3 separate regions of the Homo sapiens genome follow, and regions 2 and 3 are each linked to region 1. Evidence: chromatin loops called from intact Hi-C (ENCODE). Cell type or tissue: GM12878. All regions are shown on one strand.

The links. Peaks named below come from ENCODE experiments on the same cell type or tissue, not always from the same donor. Only the 100,000 strongest peaks of a DNase experiment are listed, where the experiment ranks them.
Region 2: a loop joins it to region 1, with 5 times the contacts of the local background. A loop is called at or near these places in 15 of 110 quality-filtered maps.
Region 3: a loop joins it to region 1, with 4 times the contacts of the local background. A loop is called at or near these places in 7 of 110 quality-filtered maps.

The regions. Positions count from the first base shown.
Region 1 is chr3:143,671,140-143,679,139 of GRCh38, forward strand. All of the region lies in intron 5 of SLC9A9 (solute carrier family 9 member A9), which reads right to left. Among named protein-coding and RNA genes, the nearest start is that of SLC9A9, 170 kb to the right of the region's middle. In GM12878, a CTCF peak has its summit at 3,412; a DNase peak (open chromatin) is centred at 3,402; H3K4me3 peaks cover 512 bases; H3K27ac peaks cover 744 bases.
Region 2 is chr3:143,056,732-143,064,731 of GRCh38, forward strand. U2SURP (U2 snRNP associated SURP domain containing) reads left to right here. Exons shown (of 28, transcript NM_001080415.2): 28 at 1-3,994. Among named protein-coding and RNA genes, the nearest start is that of CHST2, 59 kb to the right of the region's middle. RefSeq lists an enhancer at 4,419-4,488. In GM12878, no CTCF peak of the experiment used is centred here; a DNase peak (open chromatin) is centred at 4,360; H3K27ac peaks cover 830 bases.
Region 3 is chr3:143,428,985-143,436,984 of GRCh38, forward strand. The region is part of intron 12 of SLC9A9 (solute carrier family 9 member A9); the gene reads right to left. Among named protein-coding and RNA genes, the nearest start is that of SLC9A9-AS1, 91 kb to the left of the region's middle. RefSeq lists an enhancer at 917-1,437. In GM12878, a CTCF peak has its summit at 4,975 (motif pointing right); no DNase peak of the experiment used is centred here.

The DNA of each region.
Region 1 (8,000 bases):
CATTTAGTTAATGGCTGCTATCACTAGATAACATACTCTCTAGTAGACGTATTCAGATGGAGCTTTTAATTTGCTGCCAATCCGTGGCTTTGGGTTGCTTCTACATATTGATTCAAGTACAGCCATTGCTTCAATAATTTTAAGCTGGCTGCAAGTTAGCAAAAGTCAGTTTTTTTTTCAGATAGATGTTAGTGTTTAGTATCTAGCAAAAACACAGTCTAGAAATCTAAGGAAACAGAATTCCTAGCTTCCATACCTATATTTCATTAACTTGCCGTGAAACCTTGAGATAATCTTAAAATTTGCTGCACCTCAATTATTTCACCTAAGAAATGGGTCTTCTCTACCCAAGAACACAATGTGAAAATAACTGAAATACTGTCTGTAGAAGCTCTTTGAGCTCTTTGAAAGAGTCAAACAATATAAATCAAAGCTGTTATTTTTATTTCTGAGTAAATTTGCTCAAGAATAGAATTGAGGTTTATATGATGGAGTTTTACAGACATAGGTTTATGTAGAGGGTTTTAAACTGATGCTATTCCATTGTGCTTAACACTGAATTGTAAAGACACAGAAAATACAGCCAAGTACTGTTAAATGACACTGTGTGCAGGTTTGAAATGCAGATTGCATAGTAAAAATGGCTGATACGTCTGTGCTCTCTAGAAGCCTGCTGGCTTCAGTGGGAGGTACTCTGGTCTAACATCCTCTGACTCCCTCTGAGGTGTAATTTCTCCCCCCTTGGAATTCAATGAAAACATATGAATATCTCTTACTGCTTCTGTTCTCTCACAGCAATACCAATGCAATCTTTCTCTACCAAATATTAGATGCTAAAAGTAGAGTCATCCAACTTTCTTTATAGATGACAGAGCAAATAATTCAGGAACACAAACTTTATACTATATGAGAGCATTTTTTGCTGTTTATAATATGGCATAAAACCATCTTGATCTCTTCCTGCTTAGCCGATATTAAATGAATGTTGTCTTTGTTCTCTAAGCCAGCCCTGGTACTGAAGGAACTACTTTGTCAATTACATCTTAAATTTTTTTTTTGTCTGTGAATAGAAAATTATTCCGTTTTCTCTTGAATTCTTGTGTAGAATATTGATAACACCAGTGATGAGAAACCACAAGTGTAATATAGGCTAAAACTAAATGCAGAGGCAGAGAGGGCCAGAAGGTGAAAAAGAACAATATCCATGATTTTAAAAAGATGTGATCCAAACAAAAGAAATCAATGAAGAACACAATTAAATATTGAAACACAACAGTGATTAGAGAGCATGATCAGAGAAACTGAAGGAAAACAAAACTGAAAAATAAAAACTTTTCTGATTATGCCAATGTGAGTAATCTTTCTCCGGTGTTAGAAAAATTAAATATTTAAACCTGGAGTTCCACGATGAATGAAAAATATGAGAGACAGCCCAATTAAGTCATCCTTACTGAAGAGGCTTTTCTCCAAAAATAACAGTCCTGCTTTTAATTATAGGTTCTTGGGTCTGTTAATCAGCCATCTTCCTCAAGGCTAAGCTTGGTGCAAATAACAGAGAAGGATTCAGCAAAATGCCCTGTTTAATTAAAATGAATTTAATTAAAAATATTTTTATACACATGACCAATCACCATTATTTATGCAGATGTTCCCACATAAGTCTTTGAAAAGGCATTTCTCCCCCCAACCTTTAAAAAATATGCTGTGCTTCTACAAGAACTGCTATGAAATGAAAAGCACTATGACTGGTAGTTAATACCTATTTTTATCAAAACAGCAGTGCAGCTCACACATCACCTGAGCAGCCGTAACCATAGTAACCCCAAATAGAAAGGGGCTTCAGATTATCAACACCATCAAAGGTAAGATAGTTCATGTGCCTCTGCAATAGTTACACTACAGCAAACTTTAAAGGATAAAGGTGGCTTTTATTCCTACTACTTAAATGTTAAATGAAAATAATGACTTGCAAGTACAGTGTATAGAAATGCCTTTCATTTTGGAAGACTCTTATTTCCTCAAAGTGTTAATAATAGAAAAGATGAAAACTCAATGCTATACATTTCTCCAGTGCTTCTATCTGATTATGGCGAGGGGACAGTAATCATCATTTTGCCAAGTTGGAGAATTCATACAGGGAAAACCCCACCCATAGGAGCCCTGCAGGATGAGAAGCTGGACGAGAAGGCATATTCTGTGTCCATGCACTCAGTGAGAGGATGGCTATGGTTAGTGATGATTGTCGACACGAATTACCTGCAATAAGGTATAGATGGTGACTTAGGGTGTAGACTGGCAGTCAAATCACAAAGAAAATGCACATTTAATTAGAGAAGGAGTGGAACTGGTTTGAAATATCAGTGAAATACCAATCCAAATACAAATCTGTATTTGGCTTTATAATTTATGGTTGGGGTAGGATGGAGTAGGGAAGGGTGGGAGGGCAGGGCATAAAAGGCCAGCAAGACCATACTTATTAATTATATTGTTAATTAATAATATTAATAATATTGATTATTCTATCAGAGGAACTATGATCTAGATAATCCAAAACAGAGACTAGTAGAAAAGACTTTCTGACAACATTTCCTAATGTTCAATATGTCTAGGGGGGCAGCATCTGGAAACATGGAGAAAATATTCTAAATTTTAAATATTTAAGTGTATAGTAGCTATTACAAAAAGCAGAAATTCCACATGAGGATAAATATAATTTTATTAATTTTTTCTTTTTAGTCTCTTTACATTTGAGATTTACCGTGGAAGTGGATGGACAAGTAATGAAAACATAAGAAAACAAATTCTTTAATTATGGTCATGTAGGAAGAAAATGGTATCTGGAAATTTTATGTTCAGGAATAAATAGGAATATCATGATAGTGTTATCTAAAAATCCAATAAAGTGCCTGAGAAGAATTCACTGCTAATAAAAATGTGTTTTAAAACACTTAGCAATTTACACATAATTTTCCATACAGCTCTTCATTTGATCTGACAAAAATTCTTTGAAGAAATGGAAGGTACTTTCTGTTTTGTTTTGTTTTGATAGTCTCTATTTTAAGGAAGTGGAAAGTGAGGTTCCAATAAGTTAAAGCATTAAACTGTGATGCTCCATTCACCCATGACACTAATCTTGCCTTAATGAACTGACACTTTTGATATCCAGGACGCTCTGACCACCAATCCCAACCTCATTTTTAGGAAATTTTTCTACCCTTATTACGTGCTTATTTTATTTTTAGTGGAAGGCTCCTCTTGGGATTAGTTTATGAGACATCCCTAACTGTGATCCTTTTATGCAGGCAATTTCACAGGGCCTCTCTTAGATGCTTTCACCCATAAACACACGAGCAGTGCCAGCGCCCTGGTTCACACTTCCCCTTGAAACCGGTGCGCCCCAGAATTAGAGCGACACCTAGCCGTGATTTTAGGTAGTACATGCTAGGAAAGCTTATTTGGGCAAGGGAGACAAACAAGAGACATCAGAGCTGGTGGCATCTCAAGAGGATACTACTCCCAGAGGTAGAAATCTCAGAGGTTTTCTAACAGCACTTTCTACTGGGAACTAGGACTCCTGCAGTTCACATTCTCTGAGGAGGAACTATATGATAAGGGAAGTTTATTATAATTATAATAAAAGGTAAGATGTGCACCCTTGAAATTACATACAGGTTCTACCAGTGCAATAAATGATATCTATTTCAGATTAAAAATATCAGTTCCAAGCCTCCTTCATCTCAATAATTCTTGACATTTACTCAGAAAAGCAAATATTTCATTCAGTTTTTATATTCATCGGGGCTGTGGACTAGTGCTACTAGCATCAACGAGACACTTGTTAGAAATGGGGTGTTGGACTTGACCCTGGACCTACGGAATCAGAATTTCAGGAGGCAGAACCCCCTAATTAGTACTTTCAGACTCTCCAAGTGAGTTTTACGTTCACTCACATTGGAGAACCTACTAATATAGAGCAAGAAGTAATCTTAAAAATCATCTAATTCCTCTAGGAATATATTAGGCAAATAAGGCCTAGAAAGCTTAAGTGGCCACCTTGAATTTTCCCTGCACATCAGAAATATGCCTTGTGCATAGTAACAGGGATTGAACTAGACCTGAGGTCTCCTAACTCCCAATAATAAAAATAGCATAGTGCTATGACACTTGTCAAGTGCAGGCTGGTTGGGCAAAACATTAGCTAAACAGAGACTTTGACTTTGTATCTATATTCCTCCTGGCTTCTAATTTCAGTAAATGAATTATCATCCATGCATTTAATTTAGGCACCAGACAGGATAATCCACAGTAAATTTTCTAAATTCAATTAACATGAGCCAGTAGTAGTCTCCTTATGAAAGCCAACAACGAGGGCTCAGGGCTTCATCAAGCACTTGGGATTCTTAGCACACTTTAGCTACTGGAGCAAGCAGAGATGTGTGACTTACATGTAATATGAGAAGTCATTGATTTTCATTTCTTTTTTCACTTCACGGCAGACACAATATCATACTGAGTTTGAAGATTTTCCTTTAAGATTTTCTCATTATACTTCAGAGTGATTTACTAATATCATATAAAAATGATTGGTTATTTTCTCATTTTTATGAAATTTTGAAGTTTTCAAGTGTACAGATGTGTTTCCACATAAATCCATAAATATGATCATAATATGCATACTCTTTGTTTAGTCGTTTGCTTTAATAGTCTTTTTTCTTTTCCTTTTTGGTATGTCTCTCTTTTTTCCACCTCTTCCTCTCTTAAACTCATATCTCCTCTCTCCCCAAGTAACCCAATTTTACAACGCAGTACAGAGGTCCTCAATGTTTTTGGCACCAGGGACAGGTTTCTCGTGGGGGATGGGGAGGAGGGCGAGGTGGGGATGGTTTCGGAATGAAACTTCCACCTCAGCTCATCAGGCATTAGATTCTCATGAGGAGCACACAACCTAGATCCCTCGCATGCGCAGTTCACAATAGGGTTCACACTTCTATGACAATCTAATGCTGCCGCTGATCTGACAGGAGGTAAAGCCCAGGTGGTTATGCTGGCTGGCCTGCCACTCACCTCCTGCTGTGCAGCTTGGTTCCTAACAAGCCACAGACCTGTACCCGTCTGTGGCCCGGGAGGCTGGGGACACCTGACCTAGTATATGTCCTACCAATTTCTCTTTATACTAAAATTCTCATTATAACAATTACACACACACTTGTAACAATGTTAAATTAGATGTTTAAAATGAGAAACAAAGCAAAAACAAACAAACAAACAAAACAAACAAAAACACATGTTATGTAGTGAGATGTACAATCTTAAAAGCAGCTGGGTGTGGTGGCTCATGCCTGTAATCCCAGTAATTTGGGAGGCTGAGGAGGGCGGATCATGAGGTCAGGAGAGCGACACCATCCTGCTCAACATGGTGAAACCCTGTCCCTACCAAAAATACAAAAATTAGCTGGGCGTGGCGGCGTGTGTCTGTAGTTACAGCTACTCGGGAGGCTGAGGCAGGAGAATCGCTTGAACCCAGGAGGCGGAAGTTGCAGTGAGCCGAGATCACGCCACTGCACTCCAGCCTGGGGACAGAGTGAGACTCCTTCTCAAACAAACAAACAAACAAAAACAAACAAAACAAAACAAAAAAACCCAGCACGTGTCTGAAAACCAGTTACATGACTCCATTGAACCTCTCTGCCATTTAAGAATGTGAAAGATCCTAGACTAGAGGTTAAGATCTGTGAAGGGAGTTCTTTTACTACTTGTGAGTTGTAAATCTGAACTCCCACATGGGGAGGGTTGTTTGCACATCTCAAGCCTGTAAAAAGAGACTTCCCTAGACCATCAGACAGCTTAAGATGACACACATGGAGTTTGGGGACACAGTGGATTACTGTTTGACTCTCGCTTTGCCATTATTACATGGGACTGCACATGTTCATTGCTGAGTTGAGTCTGTGATTACAACTCACAAACCAAATATTTTTATCCAGCAAGTCGGAAAGTAGTAGTCCCACACAATATTTTAAGGGGAGACTGGAAGAAAAAAAAGCACTTTCTGTGCCTATACCTCACAAGTCCCACTTTTCAATATAAAAGTTACACACAGATATGCATGGGGGTTATCTACACATAAATTTATAGGGGTCACCACTGCTTTTAAAAATGTGAATCATATTTTTATATACATTTTTGCATTTACTTTAATAGTCAACAATGCCTGCTGGAAAACTCTCAAGTTAACTGGAAGGGCACTAATTTATTTTTTTAATAGACATACAATATTGTGTAGATGTCCTACAATCTATCATCTTAAAAATGTTGCAGTACACATTCTTGTTCATATATCCTTAAGAACTGGTGGTTTTACTTGTGTGAGATAGCCTCCCAGGAGTCAGATTGCTGGGTCAAAAGGGGCTGTATATTTTAAGGTATAATAGCTTTGCCAAATTACTTTCCAGAAGTCTGTTAATGATTTAAATGTTCTCTAGAAATGTGTAAAAGTCCACTCTTTCCTGCAACCCTGCCAGCAATGACTGTTACTTGGTATTATAATTGTTGCCAAACTGTTAGGGGTAAAATGATATGCTGTTACTTTAATTTACATTTCCATGACTTCTTGGAAGTTTGAATAACTTTTTACATTTGTGGAACAAGTGGATTTGTGTGTCTATGAATTGCCTCTTCAGAGTCTTTTTTTTTTTTTTTTTTTTTGAGACAGAGTCTCGCTCTGTCGCCCAGGCTGGAGTGCAGTGGCACAATCTCGGCTCACTGCAAGCTCTGCCCCCCTGGTTCGTGTCATTCTCATGCCTCAGCTTCCCAAGTAGCTGGGACTACAGGCGCCTGCCACCATGCCCAGCTAATGTTTTGTATTTTTAGTAGAGACGGGGTTTCACCGTGTTAGCCAGGATGGTCTGGATCTCCTGACCTCGTGATCCACCCGCCTCAGCCTCCCAAAGTGCTGGGATTACAGGCATGAGCCACCGCGCCCAGCCTGCCTCTTCATAGTCTTTGTCAGTGTTTCCGTTACTTACTTCCAGATTGTCATTTTAAAGTGTTCTTTGTGTATTAAAAATAGTAATATTCTGTCCTTCGTATTTTAATAATTTTTCCCCAGTGTGTTGCCTATCTATTGACTGTTTATGGTGTCTTTTCCACTTAAATGTATTTTCTTTTTATATCTTCAAATATATCTATATTTATGGATTCTGGTTTTCCATTCTTTGTTAAGAAGAGTCTCTATATCCTTAATCTATAGATATAGATTTATAGATTTTCTTGCAGTAGTTTTTTAAAATTTCATTATTTACATTTTAATTCTTCTAAATATATTTTTGTAAATGGTTATATGTGTTCAATTTTATAATCTAAATGGATAGCCAGTGAATTGTGCTAGTACCATTTGTTAAATAAACCATCATTTCCCCATTGAATTGAAAGACCACCTCTGTCAGATTATCATTTTTCAATGAAATCTGTGTCTGGATCATCTATTATTTTTTACTGGTCTTGTGCTTCCTAGGCCAATACCACACTGATTTGATTATAATGGCATTGTAGTATATTCTTACATCTGATTAGGTAGGTTACCTCATGGTTTTATTCCACTTTATAAGCTTTAAGATAATTTTATCCAGTTTCAATGTTTAAAGTGGTAAGTTTTCATTGAAATTACCTTAAATTTTTGTATGAATTGGAGGAAAGTAGAATTTTCATGAAAGCTTTCTTCTCATCACCAAGATGGTGAACTATAATAGCATCGGCTACTGCTTTCCTCCACAAAGTCAATGATGAAGAAAGTATATAGAGAAAAGTGGAATTGAAACTAATAACAACAAAAGCCATGAGAAATCCCCAGGGAGAAGGAGCACTGTTTTGGATTGATGTGTGTGGGAAAGAGGTGAGAGGGGTGGGAAAGAGGTGAGGGGGGTGGGAAGAGTGCAGCAAATCTGGCAATGGGCGGCTACACACAGCAGTAAAAAAAAGCAAATTAGGAAAACAAACAAACA
Region 2 (8,000 bases), 610 kb before region 1:
GTATTTTGTTTTAGGATGTTGTGACTTAGCAAAAATAATACAGATGTCTTCCCCCCTTTTGTAGCTTTGACAATTTGAATTAGATTTCAAATAAAATCTGAACAGAAAACTATAATGTTGTTTTTTTGCCCCACCGGTGATATTAAGTCCCTTAAAGTCCTACTGAGTTTCACACTACTGTTGTGCTTCTTATACCTGATGCACTTTATAAGCCCCAGTGTTCAAGTAGCTTAAGTTTTATATTTACTAAGATGACTATCCAAATTAAGGGACCTGAGACTCCTATTTGGTGGTTTGCTAACCATTTGCTTTTGATAAGTTTCTCTTGGGTAATACTAATACCCAGATATCAAAGACTAGGTAGATATGGCATGGCGTTTTGTTAGTGGAATGCCTGGCTAAAACATTTTTTTCACAGAAGCAATATGATTTCCATACATCCAACCCATGTTCTGAGCAACTACTTACTTTTAGGGGGAAATTAAATATCTTTTCATTTCCTCTTCTATTATGAAAGAAGTTTATTTGTAAAACAAATTTTCTAACAAGGTTTGGCCATAGAATTCTCTTGTATGATCGTTGACCTTTTATAATCTTCTGTAGGCTATCTTTCAAACACTGGCATCAGAATATTTTTTATAAGTTTGTGTTTAAACAGCTTAGTTGGTCCCCCCCCACTCCCAAGAGACTTGGGTTTAGTTATAGCTTTAAGTAAAATTTAAAAATAAAATGTTTTTCAGGAAACTTCGTATCTAATGGTTTGTAAATTCAAGGTGCAAAAAGTTGATTTAAACCATTTGCAGAGTTGAACTCTATTATGAAAATAAATTTGCTACGGTATGAGGAAGAAATAAAACTTGTGTAATGTTGGTCATAATACTGCTATAAATATAATAAAGGGTTATGTAGAATTGAACTGACACTATTATTTGTGAATCTTGATTTCAGTTTTTTATGTAGGCACTTCATACACTGGTTTGATGGGTTTTTTTTTTCCTCCCTAAAAGAGAAAGTAGAAAACTATTCTAACAATGGATTATTTTGATTTAGCTTGCTTTTTAAAAAAATCTTTTCAACTTGTTTTACTTAATCTTGCCTAGTCACAAAATAAGATGTGCACCCATGGTTTGGAGAGTTCCTATATTAGCTGAGCAGTGAGATACACTATTTCCAAACGGTGCACACCTACAGTAGCTTTGGAAATGAGCCAATCACTGTTTTACTTAATGGTTCTTATCAGCATGCAAATATTGCTTGAAAGTTATTTCCTTATTCACTGTTTTGTTAGTCCATTTTGTTAGGAAACATTAATTCCTAAAAATTTGTTCAGAATAATTAAAAGTGAACATTTGGTGCTGATACTCAAAAACCTACAAATGTAGCCATTTAAAAAGTAACATGTTTTTCTCCCCTGCTCATTGCCTGGGAGAATGGAATTTTATATAACTACCTTTCTTTGCAAAAATAACGGTCGTGTCGAGTTGGTGGTGATTTTGGCATTCCATCTTGCACTGGTTTCTAGTATAGGCTTAGAAATAATTGGTCAGGTAATAATCTTTCCAGTCAAGTTGCAAGGGATGCTTATTTCTCTTCAAAAAAAGACATCCTGCGGGATTGAGTAGAAAATTTTAGGTCAGTTTTGGGTGCTTATTTGTAATATTTTTCCTACTACATTGGAGTTTAGCAGTTCTTTTTTTCTGGATCCAGATACAAGTGTCATGGTTTATCTTACAGTGGGTGAAACTGACTTTCTTTTGGTTGGGTGGGTGAGGATTTCTTAGGCCTGATAGAATATATATTCTGTGAAGTTTGTTAATGTACATATTAGATTGTATTGGATTTTTTTTTCTTGAATTGCAAATGGTATTATTAGATAGGTTATTTCCAGTTTTACTTCATGACAAATTACCTAGAGTAAACCTACTTAATACTCCCATGGATTCTATGAAAGTTTAATGGGATCAGAAATTGGTGACTTATAAGGGGGAAGATATTCTACCATATTTTTATAATAGCTTATTATTCATGTTTCTTGTCTGAAGGACACTCAAGTTACAGAGCAAAATTTCTATAGGTTGACTAGAATGTTCATAAGCATGGTCTTCCAGTTGCAGGAAAGATCATGTTCTATCTGTGGACACTTACTGTCCTCTACCACAGCTACGTGCCAGAGTTGTTTTCCACAGTTCTTATAAAGGGCATGACTTAGGCTCTTTACCCTCCAACTTAATGTTTATACACAGGGATTGTTTACTAGGTTAATGACATTTAACTCCCCTCTCTTCTGTAGGTGAGAGAAAATAAGTAAGTCTTGATCTGTTTCTTACCAAAGAGAGACAGACCTATGATGGAAAATGATCACGTCTCTGAATTTTTTCTTTAACGTTATAGTTCCTTATTACAGATAGTAAGCATATGGGAATTTCTGAGCTATAACATGTTGAGAAGTTAGAAATTAAAACTAACACAACAAAAGGCGCTGAATCAAAAGATCTTTGCTTTTATTTGGCTCAGAATGTTTTTGGCTTTTCTGCTAAAGATGGCAGAAATTACTCTACACAGACCTGATTTTTCTTTATTGCAGACCATTCTTGTGGGCTTACCCTGAGACTTTTATCCCAATTAGTGAATCTTGGAGGGAATACTTGCTTATTTATGACTTAGGTATTTCCCCCCAAACTTTAATATTCTTGAGCACTTGAAAATACTTTTGAGAAATTTTAACTGTGATTAAATTTAGGTTTATTAGAAATATTCTGTACACATTTGCCTCCATGGTGGCGTAAGTTCTGAAAAATTATATGACCGTGACAATAGTTTATCATCATCATTATTGTTATTCAAAATAAGGGTAAATAAATCTCTGTATTGCCAAAGTGACTTAAACTGTTCTGATGACCACACAGTGTGATTTCTTTAGCAGAGAAAGTTGGTTTTAAAAATAAATAGTACCACTTTTCTAAGACTGTACAGTTTACAAATAAGGTTTTTTTCTTTGTTGTTTTCCTCTTCTATTAAGTTTTAGTGAAAAGCCTAATTACAGAAAATTGTGCAGATACTAGTGAAGATACTAGTATAAGTTTAAAGGAACACGTGACTGTAAAATCTCACATTTACAAAGTGCTTGATCTCTTCATATTTCACACGCATGTTTTAGAATAGATTTTAGGGAGTGTTTAATTCATTATCCTTTTGACTTAAAATTTTTGTTACCAACTTCCTAGGACTTAGATAATATATAAATAAGTACAAATCCCAGGGGAAGTGTTGTGATGCTAGACTAAAAGGTGGGAATGTGCTGCTGTTCCGTGAGCCTTGTTCCATTGTTGAAAATTTGATGCCTCAGTGTTTATTCAGTACCACCTCATGGAGCTTCAATGTAAATGGATTATATGTATAATTGGTAATTTGTATAGTTTTGTAGATTGTAGATTAAATGCACTCATCATGTCACATGTAATTGTGCTTGGAGTATTTGTGTTTTATTCTTTTACTTCAACGGGTTCTTGTCTGTTACATCTCTGGTGATTTGAAATATCAGGAAAGACAGTTTGTCAGAAATGAGAATAATATAGTTGAAATCAGTTGGGCTAAAATATTCTACAGCAAGACAATTTCTTTTGGGTGAACTGATTCTATAATTTACTTACTTTTAATGTAAGGATTAGATTTATTGTTGAGCTGCTTTCCAGATCAGACTGTCACTTTATAGTTTTTCTACATAAAGATTATATAGTTGCAAACAAAGGTTGTGAAATTTCCCTTTTGTTGTTTTTGACTTTTAATTAATAAAAGTACATTGTTTTCATAGCAAACTTAGACTGTCCATGTAATTTTCTCCATATTGTTTTTCCGATGCAAGCCCAGTTAATAATTAGTTTTTTAGCAGCTTTCTCTCAAGTGAAATAAGTGATGTGACATGTTTATCAGTTATGGCTAAAATGTTACACTTTACATGTTTAAACTATAATCATATGTTTTCATGCTAGATGGTTCTCTTGGTTAGGAAAGTTCATTTCCTTATTGGTTTCCTTTTTTAAAAGTTATTTTATTCTGTTTAATTGAGGAAAATTTTAAACATTCTACAAAAGTAAAATAGTACAGTGAACCTTACATACCATAAACATGCAGATAACAACTTACATGTATCTCTAAATACTTTGTTTTTAAAACATACCTGCAGTGTCATTGTCACATTAACAAATCATTGGGTCCTTTTAAAAAATGACATTTAGTTATTTTAATTGTGAGAAGATGCTCATAACAAAATTTACCTCTTAACAAAGTGGTGTTAGGTATACTCATATGATTACGCAATTTCCAGAACTTTTTTTGTGTTGCAAAATTGAAACTCTGTACCCATTAAACAACTCATTTCCCTCTTCCTCCCCTGTCTCTCAGTATCATCATTCTACTTTCTGTTTCTGAATTTGACTACTCTAGATACAACATATAAGTGAAATCATACAGTATTTGTCTTTTTTTGCGACTGTTTTATTTCACTTGGCATAATATCCTCGAGGTTCATCCATATTATAGCATGTATATTGTTTCCTTTACAAAGCCCACTTTTTCTTTAAGTTTCCATATTATGGAATTTGAAAATGATTTAGCCCAAATGGTTCATTAGTATTTTCTATTTTGAGTAAAAACTTCAAAAGAGAACATGTAATACCAAGTGTATATGCCAACTACTCCACTTTCTTTATTTTTTAACCGTCTTCACTACTTTTTGTGCTCTCTGTTCTCTTTAATGGTTACATATGATGTACTTTGATATCAACACTTCATAGCATGGGGTAAAAAATACACTTTTGAAGCAAACTGATTTTGATATTTTAGTGGATTAGTACTATTGATGACCATACTTGAATGCTTTTTTAGTTTTATGTATTGCCCGATGAAAAGAAAACTTAAAATTTTGACATGTAGTAAACTCACTGATTATTCATTTTGTCACAGAGAAAGGAAAAATAGCTTTTTAAATTTTTTTTCAAGTTATTTTCTCTCATCCTTAGGAAACATAGTGTGTCGAACTGTTTTAGAATAAATAACTTACTTTTGATTTTCAAACGAGATGTGGCATGGCACAATGGTGAAGGAAGAGGAAAGGCCTGGGCCGTGAAGTCATATTTGGATTTGTGTATCAGCTATTCCCTTTTATCACCTAGAAGGAGGGGATATTAACCTTGAATGGTTATTGAAAGGATGAAATCACATGTATATCACTGGCACAGGGTTGTCATACAGTGGTGCTTAGATAAATATTCATTATTCCTGAGAACTAATGGTGGGAACATCTTATAACTAAAACAAGATAAAGAATAACAGTATAATTCCATAGCACTGATACCTTTACAAGATTTCCTTATACTTGATTTGTATTCAGTTAACAGATTTTATAAATAAAGTTGGTGATATGTTGGCATATTTATTGCATATGGAATACCACTTCATAATCTGCTTTCCCAGTGTTTTAGATGACATTTAATTCTTGATCTCCTATGAGAAAAACTATTAAATAGATTTTAAAATATACTTTTTATTAGTTGTCATTTATTATTGTGAATTCCCCTAACCAAAGTTCCTGGAAGGAGGAATCCCATAAAGGAAAATCTAAATGTAAACAGCTGAAATAGGGGATATGTGGAAAAAGCCTGGAGAATAGTATAAAGTGTGATGAAGCACTGGATTCTTTGTCAAAGTTCAAAGTAAAAGAAAAACCTGTACAATTATCAGAGCAGAGCAGCAGTATGCAGTTTTCACAAAATGGGTGGACAGAAAACAATCCTGTAAGAATTAAGAAGAGGGCTAGTATTATGAGTACAACTGAACTCCTGTGTTTTGTGTATGTTTGCAAGTTACAGTTTGTATTTTCAGATTATTCAAGAATAAGAAATGTACCCTAAAATTACTTTTAGAGTAGAGTTCAAACCATACGGAATTTGGAAAGGAAATTACAGTTTAAATTCAATTCAGAAATTAACCGCTTTGTAGTAACGTCCTCAGGACACATCAAGTTCTTTGGAGTTCTCACAACTGCACAAATGTAAATCTGGAAGAGCACAACTTTGATTAGAAATACTCTTTCGTCCTCCAAATAGCTGAAACATTGTCTTTGGAAAGAATAAGCACCTTGCTATATAGTTTGGCTACCTAGGCCACTAAATATTCTTATTACATGAGGGTGGTATTAGATGATTGATATGGTTTCGATGTTTATTCCCTCCAAATCTCATGTTGAAATGTAATATTCCCAGTGTTGGAGGTGGGGCCTGGTGGGAGGTGTTTGGATCATTGAGGCAGATCCCTCATGATTGGCTTGGTGTGGTAGTTCACATGAGATCTGGGGGGAGCGTAGCACCTCCCCCATCTCTCTTGTTCCTGCTGTTCCCATGCAATATGCCTGTTCTCCCTTTACCTTCCACCATGACTAAGCTTCCTGAGGCCCTCACCAGAAGCAGATGTCAGCACCATGCTTCCCATACAGCATGCAAAACCGTGAACCAAAATAAACCTCTTTGTTTATAATTTGCCCAGCCTTGGGTATTTCTTTAGAGCAATGCAAAATGACCTAATTGTTTTTGTTTCAGCATATTTTGTTTTATTGCACTGTGCAATAGCTACTGGATGTGAGGGGTTTATTAAAAACTTCTAGAAAAATGCTTTTCAGATGGCTTTTGGCCGTGCTAACATTTTAATAAAGGATCTGTCATATCCTTCTAGAAACGTAAGCAGTCTCTCTCACAGGATGTAGAAAGGTATCAAAAGCCAAAAAACATTCTATGTAGCTATTTTATATTTTCTAATCACAATAACATTTAGCTAACATGAACTTAAACTGTAAATTTCAAAGTTACATATTATGTATAGCTTACATATTTCATAGGATGCTTATCCTCAACTTTGGATACATCTTATCTGAAGAATGTGTTCTCCCCAGAAAAATACGTAGCATGTCTAATTCTGTGCCAAATACTATATATGTGTAAGTTCCACAAAGCAAAAATATCAAGTATTTCTCAAGAGACATTTACATCTAAAAATACTGTTTTAATTCTGAATTGATTGCCCTGAAAGCATGTGTAATTTGCCTTAAATATTAGGTAGGTTAGAGAAAGTCTTTAAGCAGGGACTGATCTTTGTGCTTGTTTGTTCTCATGACTGACATGACCTGGAACTTGTAAAAACTCAGAATATTCTTTATTTGCATGTATTTTGTAATAAAAGTATTATTTATCTTGCCTATTATGTAATAAAACCATGACTAATAATGTATGAAGAATGAGAGAACAGTTTGGTGTTAAGGTAAAGAATTACTGTCCACTGTATATTTCAGAGCCTATAATGCCATTCATAAGTTGCAGAACTCAACTGTCTAGGTGAGTTTAGTGTATTTCTAGAATAGTTTATCTTAAAATATTCTTCATGGTGAACAATCAGCATATATACTGATATTGTCCTCCCAGTGAGTGATTCTCTTCAAGTGCCATAGTGAAATTCAAAATATTAGCTACACAATCACCACTTCGTAGCTTTCCTTGTATCTCACATGTCCATATATAACTTAGATTATAGGGAAAAAGCCTTCAAGCTATTTTAGTGCCCAAGTGTACTCATACATACCCTTCTTTATTCCACACTTGGGCCCTTTGTCAAGAGTCCTTGCATAGCACCCACTTGATATGTCCTTGCATAGCACCCACTGGACATCCAAGGACCCTTGAGGGCCTTGCAAAGCTTATGACTTATGACTGTATGGAACATGGTTTACCTCTGGTGAAACAGACCGTTTTGATGAAAATAGAGGAGGATGTAATAAACTTTTGAAGAAAATAGAGGACTTGCCCTGGCCTACTTGCCTCTTCTGATTGCCTTGCAATGCATTTATTCTCCACTTTCTCTGCAACGTTTAGTTCTTTCCTTGCAGAGTGTTGGAGACAAGGTAAACGTGATCAGCTGCCTGGTCTTGGGTAAGGTGGTATTTTCTCTCTGTTAAA
Region 3 (8,000 bases), 240 kb before region 1:
CTATTACACAGTAGGGTGACTACAGCATGTAAAGGTGAAGTGTACATTTCATGATAACTAGAAGATTTTCAGTGTCATCACAATGATAAATGTTAAAGTGATATGGTAATTATCCTGATTTGATCACGATACTATGTATACATGCATTGAAATATCACATTGTGCCCCATAAATATGCATAATTATGTATCAATTATAAATTAAAAAAGAAATTACCCCTCCCAGGAGAGCTTAGAGTAGATGAGAGCACTTGAAAATGTGTTACAAATATTTATTGTTAGTATAAATGGGACATTTAGCAGAGGAATTTCTTTAGGAACTGAATCAAATGGTAACTCAGGCAGCTATGGTAGGCTGTGAGGATGTTTGGATGAGGTATGGAGTAAGAGTCCAACTTGAGATGTCATAATAGGACTGTGTGAAAGCAGCTTTTGCCTGACAATAGGAAGAGAAAAGGAGGGGAGAAGGTAGAACAGATAAAAGGCAGAGCCTGGCGGAGTCTATTTGTAAGGAGCAGAGTGGAAAGAGAAGTCCATCCCTGCTACCTTTCTAACCACAGTTCAGGCAGTTCATTTTTACATACACTTAGTGAACCAGACATGTCTCTGCTCTCAGCAAGCCCACAGTCTAGTGGATGATACCAAGAGGCAGCTTCTCTCCATCACTCTGCACATCAGATACCTGCTTGCAGAGGTCTGAGAGGAGGGGAGTGCACACCCAGATGGAGATCACCCCTCCAGAGGGGGAGGCTGAGTGTGTGTGGAGTCCTAGTCCTCAGAGCGTGTGTAGGATGAGGCTTCTGCATCAATGCCACGCATGACAGCAGCTAAGCGCTAGTAATACCAGAAGTCAGTACACAGTCAAGTTGTGTTCTCTCACTTGGCCATATAGACCAGGAGAGCAAGGAGGGCCTTAGAGGTCATATCTTTCAAATTTGTTACTTTACAGATGAAGAAACTGAAGCCCAAAAGATGTACTGATTCACTGGATCATGAATGGCAGAGCTAGAAACTGAAACCAGCCACTCTGGTGCCCTGCCCATTCCAAGTTTAGGTTCAAGCCACAGCGGCTTGACAGCTATTAGAATAAGAATGCATCTAGGGGAGAGGGCATTTTCAGTCTTATCAGTTGTTTACACTTCAAAGTTAATGACTTCATCAGAACCTTTTGGAGAACAGATTTGGAAAGAGGGTGAAGAGAGATAGGCACCTGGGATCAAGGAAAACAGGTTGTGACCACCAAAGTCAAGCTTTGCTGACTCCCAGTGGGGCTCATTAATGCACAGCCACAAGTTCTGACCCCATCCCCCAGCCTGTGTGTCTTAATGCTTTATCACTTGGAAGGGGAGGATAGAAACCTCTTTTGACAAAACAGAAGTGACTGCCAGAGTCCCAAGGAAATTCTGAGGGTTACATACACTCACACACACCTTTCTCTTATGGAGAGGCAGATTCCATTGCTGGCATAGGGCCTGGTCCCTACTGTTGAATCAGTGATGTTCACAGGCATGCAGGAAAGGCGGGACTTGGAGGCCCTAGCTAGTCTACCTGGGGCCCTGTGGAAGGGGCAGGGCAGTGATAGCCATAGTGGAGAGTGGGTGCTTCAGCAGCTGTTCTTTTGCTGAGCCCAGATCTGAGAGGGGGAGGCCAATGAAGCTGCATGTGGCCCTCTGGGGGAAGCATCATCTTCACTCACATTGGATAGATTTAAGAATTTGTGTTGGCACTGTTGGTTAGCTGACATACACCATATCCACCACCCTTTCAGCTGAGCCACCTTCCAGGTGGGCATGGTCACGTGACCCAGTTGGGCTAGGCAGACTCAAGCTGAAGTCTGTTGGGTAGGGTTTCTAGGAGATTTGCTTTCCCAATTTAAAAAAGGGAGAGCTAGATTCACCTGACATGCTGCTCTCTTCCTTTTTCCTTCCCACAACATGGATACACAGCAGCACTCTTTAGAACCAGCACAAGCCATTACAACAAGGATGACAAAAAGAGCCTCATCACTGATTTTATCCACTAGTTTTGGACTGCTTCCTCTAGGTTTCCTAATACATGAGAAAAATAAGAACCTATTTGTTTAGGCCACATAGTTGGGCATTTTCTTGGCTTTATAAAAGGCATCAGTCCTGGTGGTACTCAAGGCCTTTCACAGTCTGGTGCCCCTAAATCTTTCTCATCTCACCTCCTGCCATCTGCCTTCCTTCTCTAAGTCCCTTTCCTTCAATTCACAAGTCACAGCCCTGGGAAGCCTTCCCTGGAAGAACTAGTTGCACACAGTGCTTTGAGCTCCAGCTTCGTTTATGCCACTATAGCACATAGAACCATGAATTATTTGTTGATTTTCCCAGATTCCTGCAGTCATCTCTTAATTCAACTCTCAGCCCCTACCTTTGCCTCCCTGTAGAATACAGTGTATTCTCAAGACAGCAGAGGAGTTCTTTCAAATTGCCAGTTAGATCACATCCCTTGTTGCGAAATCCTCCAGTAGCTGCCCCCACCTTTTTTTTTTTTTTTGCGATGGAGTCTCGCTCTGTCACCCAGGCTGGAGTACAGTGGTGCAATCTTGGCTCCCTGCAAGCTCCGCCTCCCAGGTTCAGGCCATTCTCCTGCCTCAGCCTCCTGAGTGGCTGGACTACAGGCACCCGCCACCATGCCCGGCTAATTTTTTGTATTTTTAATAGATATGGGGTTTTACCGTGTTAGCCAGGATGGTCTTGATCTCCCGACCTCGTGACCCAATTCTTAAAGTGAAAGGCCGAGTCCTTACAATGGCTTATAAGGCCCTGTATGATCTTCCCACCCCTCTTACTTCTCTAAACTCAGCCCCTCCTACTCTCCTACATGCTCACCCTTCAGCCTCACTGGCCCACTTGATGTTCCTCCAATTTGCCAGGTACATCTCACCTTACAGTCTTTGCATAAGCTATTGCCACTGCTAAAATGCTCTTCCTCCTCCCAGTCTTTACTCAAGAGATAACTTCTCAGTGAGGCCTACTTGGACTACCTAATTCAAATCACAGCCCAATCCCATCCCTATAACCCAGCCTCCATTCTCTCTTCCTCTGCTCAATTTTTTTTTCTGTACCACTTATCACCTGATATACTATATAATTTGCCCATTTGTTAAGCTAATTTCTCACGGCTTATTTTCTCTTGCCAAAATGAAAACACCCTGAGCACAGGCATTTTTGTTTATTTCAAATGCTCAGAACAGTGCTTGGCACACATGTATTTGTTAAGTGTGTGAATAAATTGATTTGTATAAGATGACTACACACCGGGTAATTACTATGTTCTAAACTCTCTCAGCTCCTGATGATGTATGTAGTGGGAACAGGCCCTGGAAAGGTTCTCAGTGCAGTAAACTCTTTGCCCATTCCAGTTACCTCAACTAGACTAGGCTCATTAATAGGCACAGGGCAAGTATTATCAAATACAGGAAAAATGAGAACTGCAACACTGATTTCTGAAAAACTATCTCATTACAATCACATTCCTACTTCATGCAGAAAAGGAAAACTGGAACAGTTCCAGGGTTTGGAGAGCTTTACCGAGAAAAGGTTGTTAAAACAAGCAGGCTGCCCTGGAATCAGTATTTGAAGGGCTCTCTTCCCCCTAGAATGGTGGCCACCTGGCTGATCTTGCCCACATTATTTTTTTGAGACGGAGTCTCATTCTGTTGCCAGGCTGGAGTGCAGTGGCGTGATCTTGGCTCACTGCAACCTCCGCCTCCCAGGTTCAAGCGATTCTCCTGCCTCAGACTCCCAAGTAGCTCGGACTACAGGTATATACCCCCACACCCGGCTAATTTTTGTATTTTTAGTAGAGATAGGGTTTCACCATGTTAGCTAGGATGGTCTTGATCTCCTGACCTCATGATCCCCCCACCTTGGCCTTCCAAAGTGCTGGGATTACAGGCATAAGCTACTGCGCCTGGCCTCTTGCCTGCATTTTATTCCAACTGAAGGCATTTCTTACCTTTGGACTCAAAACATGCTCTGATTAGACCAGCAGCACCAATCAGCCCTGGTGGTGTTTCAAAGAACTTTCCTTCCTTTGAACTTAACAGTGAAAGGGAGGTTAGCCTTAACAATGAAAGGTTATTTAGATATATCTTTTTGGCCAACCCTTTTATGCAAATCTAACTGCACTTGATGACAGAAATCAATCTTGATAAGTTTGCTCTTGATTTCATGGAAGGGTGGACAGTTCATGTAACAAAGTTTTCTTTAGTTTCCTGACGTGTTTCAGGGCAATAAGAAATCCTATCGACTTTGAAGCTTTTTAAAAGAGATGGTTGCTGGGTTCTTTGGGGGGAATTTATCCCACAAACAGCATGAAGATTTATTTTCATTCAAAAAATTGTGATTTTTTTGTGTGTTTTGACTCTGCTTATCTCTTCAGTGGAAAAGTACTTTGTAACTGATAAGCACTTCAGCAGATCAAGGAGATTCATTACCCTGGCAGTTTTTCATTTTCAGATAGAAATGAGTAGAAATTATCCAATTTCTCTTTTTATAATAACGTCCAATACATTTAGTGTTCAATTTCACACTGTCCCTTGATTTATAGCATTTGCCAGATTAATCGAGATCTGGTGATATTATAAAAGGTGGGGGTGTTCTGTTAACCCTTTAAGCCCAGGAGGCAGGCATACAGAACACCATGGGAAATACACTGACTCTGAAACATACTCCAGAAAGCAATTAACTTATGTTCTATTCGTGTTTCTATCTTGTCCTACCCAGCTCCAAATCTTGAGGAAATATGCAGATTCCTGACAGCAGCAGAATCTTTCAGAAAGGAGTCTCAGAAAACTTTATTAGAACCAACTGGAAAGTAAGCTGGAAGGTGCATATGAAACCTTTCGAATTCTGATGGTTTTGAAGTATAGATAACCTATATCTTCTATACCTTTGCATGCCAGGTTTTTATGAGGAAGACTTGCCTTTCACTGTCTACCTCTCTAGGGGGCGCTGTGGTTTGGATGAAGCTTTCCTGGCTCTGTCACCTACCTCTTAACTTCATCTCTCTGGGTCTCAGTGTCCTTATCTTTAAAATGGACACAATAAGATGAAAAGTAAAGTATATGGCACATAGTAGCACTGTATAATAATACCCCCCAAACACTAAATTTCCCTTAATTTAGGCAATGTTTACAGCTCAAGTCCTAGCATCTTTCTCAAGGTGGCTCGTGAACTAAAGTGTGCAATGGTATGCAGACATGTGAATACAGTTCTGTCTGCAAATATATTGAAAATCATTCGATGACAGAAACTAGGTGTTAAATTGTGTTCCTTTGGTTTCCTATATAATGTAACTGCTTCATAGATATTTAGTGATGAATAACTTAAAAGAGAAAGAGGGGCAGAAGGAAAAAAAAGAAACCTCATGGGTTATCCTTTTTGCTTATTTGATAATTCCCTGTTTAGATTTCATTATGCTGGCAACTCCTGCAGTTCCTCTGGGCTGAAGAAGTCCTCCTGGAAGAGCAACCTGTAATTTTCCTTTCCAGTGTTCGATTGCAACTTCTAACCACCGTAGCCCCTTCATGCCAGCTTCAGCCAGTCTGAGGGCACAGGCTGGAAAAGAGAATCCTTTCCACTCCTTATTTCTCCAGAATACGCCTATGCTGCCTCTGAAACACCTCCGGCCCATCCCCCCCATCTCACAGCTACTGCCCTAGGTCATCTTATCTCACCTGGATTCAGTCTCATAAATGCCTCTTTCCACCCTGGTCCATGCTAACCTCTGCTGCTGGATCAGTTTGATTCAGGTATAGCTCCCCTGACTGGGGAACTAAATCCCTCAGCCTAGTCCCCATCGTCCTCCATTACCTCTCCACATTCAGCTCTCTCAACCTCACCTCCTTTTCTTCATGTCTCCCTTACTTCATCCTAATCAAGCTCATGTGGTCCACCCCACGAGCCCCTTCTGACCTCCCTGCCGCTGCTCATTTTAACCTATTCCCTGGTTGCCCAAATCTACCTTGTCTGCAGCCCAGGCCCTGATTTCTCTCAGGCAGGGCTCTCACGCCCCGCCGTCATCAAGCTTTTCCATCCATCAGCTGGGGGAAAATGGCTTCTGCTGGCATCCCTTGACCTTATCAAGACCTCTTTTAAAGTATTTATCCTTCTCAATTTTGTCTTATATTTTATAAAATATTATCTAATATTTTATATTACAAAAAATTGTATTTTCGTATGCCTTTTCTCTTCTACCTGGTTATACTGTAAGCATCTTGTAGCCAGAACTCATGACTGGTTTGTTTTTGAATTTTAAAGAAGTTTCTTTTGCACTATAAACCCAATTCACCTGATTCTCTGAGTTGGAGGAAAGGCATTGGTCGATAGTGAGAGCCCTTGGGTCCAATGGCGTTGTGTTTCTTAGTGAAGTAGGTAACAAAGTCAAAGTTTTCAAAGTAAACAAGCTTTAAATACTTAAGAAAAGTAATTTAGTTCTTCAAAACTATTAAAATGTGGCTTATATATTTTCACTTCCAGTTATAGTTCTATGGCAAACTTTACTATTCAAAAAATTACTGACTCATTACAGAAAATTGGGAAATGCAGAAAAGTGGGAGCAAGGAAAAATGTCTTCACCTTGAATCCAACACATTGCCTGACACGTTAGACTTTCACTATGTTATCTTAAAGGTAGGAATCAATGACATCAAATTTTTTGGGTGATATGGGGCCTTGGAATGAGAGGAATGTATGCTGGGGTGGGTTTCAGAAGCAGCCAGTTCAGTGGCAGGATTTGTGGGGTGATAGGAAGCCCCACTGAGACATCTCCCCAAAGCCCCCTAGCTTAGTGCCACACAGCCTGAAACAGTACACAAGTGTCCTCCTCTCCACTCTGCTCTGCCAACTCAGTAATACACCTGGAGGGTTAACAGAGTTACACACAAAACAGGATTGCTACCCTCCCTGCAGGGGCTGCCTGGGCCAGTGACAGAACTAGGAGAAATCATGTAGAAAGGAAAATTACAGACACAACAATCCTTTACCCAGCTTTTCTATCTAACCAGTCCCATGGGCCCAACCCATGTTTCTCCACCCTTCCTCATCCTCAGATCAGGCCTTTCCTTCTGCCCTTCTGCTCTTCTCTTGCTCCGAGTTCCATCAAATCAGCCCTCACAGTACCTGTCCGGACATCAGGGCTGGGGGTGTCCACTGGTACCGGGAGAAGTGGGCTTGAACCTCCACGAGACTTCCACATGCGACCTCGTCTTGCGAGCACTGGGCAGTGGTCCAGTCCTACTGCTGGCAGGGTCACCGCATGACCTCCTTCTCACAGGCATGCCCCCTCTCCTGCCCTAACAGGCTAATGAGCCAGACGTTGACGGTGAAAATTTATTATGAGAGCACTTAGTATTAGCACTAGGAGGCCCTGTTGCTCATCACTGCTCACAAAACATTTTGAGGCCTTCAGCTGGAAAGTGCTATAATTGCAAAACAGCCTCAGCCAGATCTCGTTCAGTCCATCAGAAACTGATAGGTGAGTTACTGTTCTGTTCTAATGAGTCCCTTCCAATTTGGTCAGATGATTTGTGAAAATCAGATCAGAGGCAAAGTCTTGCCTTCTTCCTGGTACAGATGGAAGAAGAAACTGTGAAAGTGAGGCTGTCCTGGATTTTGGTACAATACAGCAAAATAAAACATTGCCTTGTTACGGACTGTAATTTGTGACTAATTAGGTATAAATGCATTCTGGCTGGCCAGCTCCAATCTAGAGGTCAGCTGGTGTGTTTCCTAATGGACCAGCAAGAGAGAAGGCAAATGCTCATCACAGGGAAATGAGTGTCCTCAGCTGGGATGAGTTGGCTGTGTCTTTGTCAGCACTGCCACTCTGCCTAGGTGGGGTCTTCCTGAAGCCTTCCTTCTCTGAGTTAACTCTTACTTTTCTTTGATGTGTCCACTCAGAAGTCACTTTCTTCTCAAGGCCTTCCCTCACTCCCTGGATTATGTATAACCAGGCATTGAGCTAGATTTCCCT